Regions from separate parts of the Homo sapiens genome. Here region 2 is linked to region 1. A link is a contact called in ENCODE Hi-C data. All regions are on one chromosome and are shown on one strand. The core of a region is the stretch at or near the end of the contact, and the rest is flanking DNA. Distances in the headings are between cores, read along the strand shown. Region 1 has its middle 39 kb from the start of LINC01732. Region 2 holds the start of SMG7 (SMG7 nonsense mediated mRNA decay factor).

Region 1 (2,700 bases), core at 158-2,657:
GACCAGATTTCTCCAGCAGCCTTCAGCCTTTGCTTCCCAGGCCTAGTGGCCCCCAGCACAGAGCAGGCGCTCAGGGAAGGTGAATTAATGAGTGCAGCTGAGGTAAGGGCAGCGGCCAGGGCCTGCCTGCAGATATTCATGCCATTTGGGCTGCTCTCCTGTTTTGAAATGAGGAAATTGTGGGCCGGGCGTGGTGGCTCACGCCTGTAATCTCAGCACTTTGGGAGGCCAAGGCGGGCAGATCACCTGAGGTCGGGAGTTCGAGAACAGCCTGACCAACATGGAGAAACCCCGTCTCCACTAAAAATACAAAATTAGCTGGCGTGGTGGCGCATGCCTGTAATCCCAGCTACTTGGGAGGCTGAGGCAGGAGAATTGCTTGAACCCAGGAGGCAGAGGTTGCAGTGAGCCGAGATCGTGCCATTGCACTCCAGCCTGGGTGACAAGAGTGAAACTCCGTCTCAAAAAAAAAAAAAAAAAAAAGAGGAAATTGTGGTTCCCCCAGAAGAAGAGAGACTTGTCAAAGGTCATTCTGTAAATGACAGAGTTGGCATTTATTAAGTCTCAGGTTTGAGATTGTTGCCTCCAGGGTTTTTCCGGCTTTGTGTTGACAATGCCAGATTTTCAAGGCGGGGTGGAGGAGCGTGGGAATTAGGGGAAGCTGCTATGTGACCCGCATCTTTCCTCTGTCTTCCACCCAAGTGTCCTTGTGCCCCCAGCTACTTTCTCCAATTTGCCTGATTTCATCCTGGGTGTTTTGTGTTTGGCTTTCACTACTGACTTCTCCTGTGGGCCCCCTGACAGTGACCGTGACTCTTAAACAGCCTTGTGGTTTCACAGTGCCATCCCTGCCAGGCGCTAGTTTCTTCAGAGCCTTGGTCCCCCAGCTTGGGAGCCTGGGGATGGGTGTGCCCCATGGGAGGGGCAGGCAAGGACAGAGAGCAGCGAGACTGTAGTGGGGTGTTTCTGCCTGTGTGTCCCTGGGTGTCTGCATCTGCGTGGCAGCAGCCCAGCATGAGGCTGAGGGTGAGGGAGGCATGCCCGGGCATGTCTGCTGGGGCAGGCTGGCCAGGTTCCTGAGAAGACCAAGGAGATCCTTGGGAGAGGTGACTGGATCTGAGGCATGGAGAGAACGCCCGAGTCGGGAGGGAGGCGAGCCGGAGCAGGGATGGGTATTGATGAGGAGGCTGTAATGGGGGTGGCTGGTAGTAGTGGTGGGTAGCATTTATTGACTACTTACCAGATGCCTGGCACTGGGCTTAGGTCTTTTACATATATTGGATCGTTTAGTCCTTAGAACAACACCATGAAGTGAGATTTATCTCCGCTTTTCAGATTTTACATTTTGCAGTTTACAGATAAGGAAACTGAGGCTCACGTCACCAGTCATCATTGGAGTCCCTGCCTGTCTGAGCCTCTGACTACTGTCCTCTCTGGAGAACTTGAGAGCCCTTGTGGGGACATCTGGAACTGCTGGGTGGGGTTCTAGGGGTGGGGGAGCTGCAGCGGTGTGGTTCAGAGCCAGGCAAATATGGATTTCTATTGTTTTTGTGTCTCAGACTGGCAGGGTCTAAGAAGCCTTGGGTAACTTTTATAGATCTTTAAAAAACTGAATTGTTTTCACCCTGGATTCCAAGATAATAAACTTTCTTTAGCCTTTGTTCATAAGGAGGTGCAGCTTTCTCTAAAAGACTCCTTCAGAATGCTGCCTGTGATGGCTCCTCTGGGCCATACTACTACGAACCGGCATAAAAACTACAGCTCAAACCCTCCTGGGTCAAATTACAGAAGAAAACAATTCCTGGAGTGTCATAGTTGGCCACAAGCTGAACATGAGTAAGCAGCAGAGATGCTGATTTATAAGAAAAAGCTGATTTGTGACAGTGTGATCTGCAAAAGAGGGAACTGTCCTCCGCCTGCAATTTGTGTAAGGCCGAGTGACTTCCTCTGAGTTGTTCCCAAGGCTTTATTTCTAGACCGCTTGTTAGGAACGCAGAACCCCTTGCCTTGCAGAATTACTGTGGGAATGGAGGCACAGTTCTGAAGCTAGCTTGGAAATGCCCACCTATAGCTCAGAACCTCATATTTATGAGAAAACAATAGGAGAAAGCAATTCAGCTGTGATGTGCAGCTGATTTTCACCATTCCTTTGCTATGACCAGGAAATGCCCCATTGGACACTTTGTGAAGGGAGCGATGATGTCATGGCCAGAGGCACAGCTTCTTTTAATATTCAGGTTGTTAGTATTTGGCGAAGCCTGCCTCTTTCCACCCCCAACCCCTACTGGATTTTTCTGGAAGGCTTTTAGCTCTTCCCTCAATTGTGCGCACGTGTGCACACACACACAGAGACACACACACGGACATACCCCCCACAGACAGACACAAACATATCATATACATAGAGACACACACACAGACACACTACACACATAGACACACCACACACACAAAGACACACCACAGACACACAGACACTCCACACACAGACACACCACAGACACACAGACACACCACACACATACCACACAGATAGACACACCACACAGACACACCACAGACACACAGACACACCACACACACAGACACACCACAGACACACAGACACACCACACACACAGACATACGCCACACACACAGACACACATCACACACAGACACACCACAGACACATAGACACACCACACACAGAGACATACG
Region 2 (2,700 bases), core at 123-2,622, 2.3 Mb after region 1:
AGTCAGCCTTCCGGCTTGTCCCCGGCTTAAATGATAGAAAACCACGTGTTAGCCTTCTAGGATGTGTTCCCACCCTCACCCTGGCCTCCTCGCGGCAGGCTCGCGACAGCTAGGTCAGGAGGGAGTACGCGGGTGGGGTGGATTTGGGGGAGGGGTCGACTCGCCAGAAGTCGGCTATCCCCGTCGGCAGGGAAGGCATCGCGGCTGTCGTGTGCCGCTCTCCTCCCTCAGGGACCCCGTCCAGGCGGGATCCCGCCTCCCAGAGCCCAAGGCAGTTGTGGGGAAACCCCTTGCCCTTCCTCGCCGCTTGGCGCTGTCGCCTCGCCCTCCCGACTCCAGCCCGCCGCCCGCCAGCCTCCAGGCCATGCATCCTCTTCGCAGGCCCAGCCCTCTCCACGCCCGGCTCTGAGAGGAAACTACGGAGGTGGTTCCCGCTCGCAGGCGGGTGGAAAAGCCCATGGTGAATGCCTCGGGGTGTCCCCCCAGTTGCTGTGGGAAGTGGGAAGGGAGGAGGAAGTGGACTTCACCACCGGGGAGAACTATATCGATTCCTAACTTGGGGGAGGCCTTTAGATGGAAGGGAAGCCAACGGGGAACCCTGGGTGGTTTCCTGGGAATCCATTGGCCAAGGGGAGGGTGACCCTGTCCGCACACATCGGTTACTATGACAATATAACCACAGCCTCCAGTTGCCATGGCAGCTGCCTATCCAATCCGATTGTCTTCTCTTCCTCTCCGGGCCCCACCTTATCCCCTCCAAGAGTCTCCCAGCGTGCATGGGGAGGGGCTGCAGCGAAGAGGAGAGGGGGTCCTTCGAGTCACTCTCTACGCGCGAGGGAAGACAGGCGTTGAGGGACTGCTGGGAGGAACTGTAGGAGGAAGGGGCGGCGTTTCCGGTGGGGAAGAGTGGAGGCGTGCAAAAAGGAAGAGGGAAATCGGCAGGAGTGATAAGAAGGGGGAAGACTTTGAGTGTAACTCCCGTTCTTTTGGCCTGGGTGTTCCCGGTGGTGGGATTGGGATTGCCCCCTTGCGCGGGAGGAGAAGGGTGGATTGGCAGGAAGCCGCCAAGCGCCACCAGCCGGTCTCTCAGAAGCCGCACAGGCGCCACACAGCTCGTTGATCCCAAAAGGGAGCGCTACAGAGAGGCGGAAATCACTGAGGGACAGGCGCTGCTGAAATCTCGCGAGAGGGACCCCCTCCCTCGCCCGGTCGCCGACTTCCTCTGCTTCTCCTCTTTCCCCCGCCCCTCCTCCCTCCCCCTCCCCCCCGGGTCGGAGTGTCCCTGCGCCCCACGGGCCAGAGCAGCAGCGAGAGCAGCTTTCCCCACTCCCTCCCCCTCGCCTCATTCACCCCCACCCCCCTGCCGAGCGAGGAGGAGCCGGAGGAGAGGAAGATGGCGGCGGCCGCCAGCACCCGCGGTGCCGCGGGGCCGCTCCGAGGAGCCTGAGAGACCCACGGAGGCTTCGCGGGAAGACGCGGCGGCGGCGGCGGAGGATGAGCCTGCAGAGCGCGCAGTACCTCCGGTGAGTGCCGAGGCCGGGCTGGTACGTAGGGGGAGCGGGCCGCAGGTTGGGGCATGGAGCAACAGACACCGAGGTAAGTCCGGGGTGGCGGGGGAGTTGCTGCGTCCTCTCCTCGCCGGGCAGGTCGGCGGAGACTGCAAGGGGATCTGCGGGAGGGGGCGGAACGGGTATGGGTGCCTAGCCCCTACCGCCCGGGCTGAGCTCTGGCGAAGCCGGCTCGTCCCGGTGCGAGGAGGGAGGTTGGGGAAGCGTGAGAATGTGCGCGCGCGCCCTTGGTCTCGGGTTTGCTAGCGAGGGGTGGAGAGAAACGTCCGGGGAGGCGGCGGCGACCCCGAGTGGAGGTGGGTGTGGAGGAGTCTGATCCCCGTGGCAGGGGACTCGTGGTGTGGCGTGGGATTGGTTGGAGCGATGCATGAGTAGAGGACGGGGAGGAAGTCTGCACACCTGGGGTGTTGGGGCGGGGGAACCGCGGAGGGCAGACAGGGGGAGAGGGAGACCGCAGGAAACTGGAGCTTGTTCTTCATTCTCGGGTTGGGAGTATTGAGGAATAATGTCATCTGTAGTTAGTTGGCGGTGTGGGGAGGCGTGAAGGGGAATAGATGGGGAAGTGAGGAAAGAGGGAGGCACTGTGGACAAGGTTGGGTTTTTCAGAAGAAACTGGGTTAGAATCAGTGTAGTCGGAAGATACCATTCTGAGAGTCGTGTGTATTCATTAAGAGTGGTGTAAGGAACTTGTATGTCAGAGGTAGAGTGACACATGGGAATAGTGTGTGTGTGTGCGAGATGTGTGTCTGGGGTGGGGGGCGCGGCGATTGATGCACATTTCAGGATGAAGATGTAGATAGGTTGAACTTAGTACCTGATGGCGAGAACATATTGAATGGAAGGACACCAGCTTTTGTGTCAGCTGAAAGGTTCCATGGAAGCTGAGTAAGAGCTTGGAGGCAGAGGTAAAGTGGGTCAAAAATCTTGATAGAGAAAAGTAAGGTTGTTAGATCCTGAAATTAACTGGGGAGTGACTACTGCTTAGAAAAGGGGAAGACTTTAAAATTGGTCCTTTTTGTCTTTCAGGAGCAGAACTAAGAAAGGGAGGCCTTATGGAAAGATGTTTTTTAAAAAATTGTTTCATACCTTGCGGAGGAGGGAGTTGGATGAGGTGGAAGTCTGAAATGAGTGG

Evidence for each region. Hi-C counts contacts between places; a loop is a spot of excess contacts on that map. Pooled maps may share reads with other maps.
Region 2: a loop to region 1 is called in a pooled map, with 5 times the contacts of the local background. The contact joins the promoter of SMG7 here to the enhancer-like site in region 1. A Hi-C loop is called at or near these places in 2 of 37 single-sample maps with no recorded cell type and 3 of 50 pooled maps.

The regions. Positions count from the first base shown.
Region 1 is chr1:181,134,109-181,136,808 of GRCh38, forward strand. No RefSeq gene overlaps it. Among named protein-coding and RNA genes, the nearest start is that of LINC01732, 39 kb to the right of the region's middle. RefSeq lists enhancers at 459-1,658, 826-1,245, 953-1,536, 1,856-1,905. Within about 2 kb of position 1,408, at least 28 of the 41 ENCODE cell types and tissues checked have a DNase peak (open chromatin) inside an H3K27ac peak, as active enhancers do.
Region 2 is chr1:183,471,127-183,473,826 of GRCh38, forward strand. It overlaps SMG7 (SMG7 nonsense mediated mRNA decay factor), which reads left to right and starts at 1,373. Exons shown (of 23, transcript NM_001375584.1): 1 at 1,373-1,523. The coding sequence starts at 1,495. It overlaps SMG7-AS1 (SMG7 antisense RNA 1), which reads right to left and starts at 856. Exons shown (of 5, transcript NR_040063.1): 1 at 1-856. RefSeq lists an enhancer at 424-1,055 and a silencer at 1,211-1,360.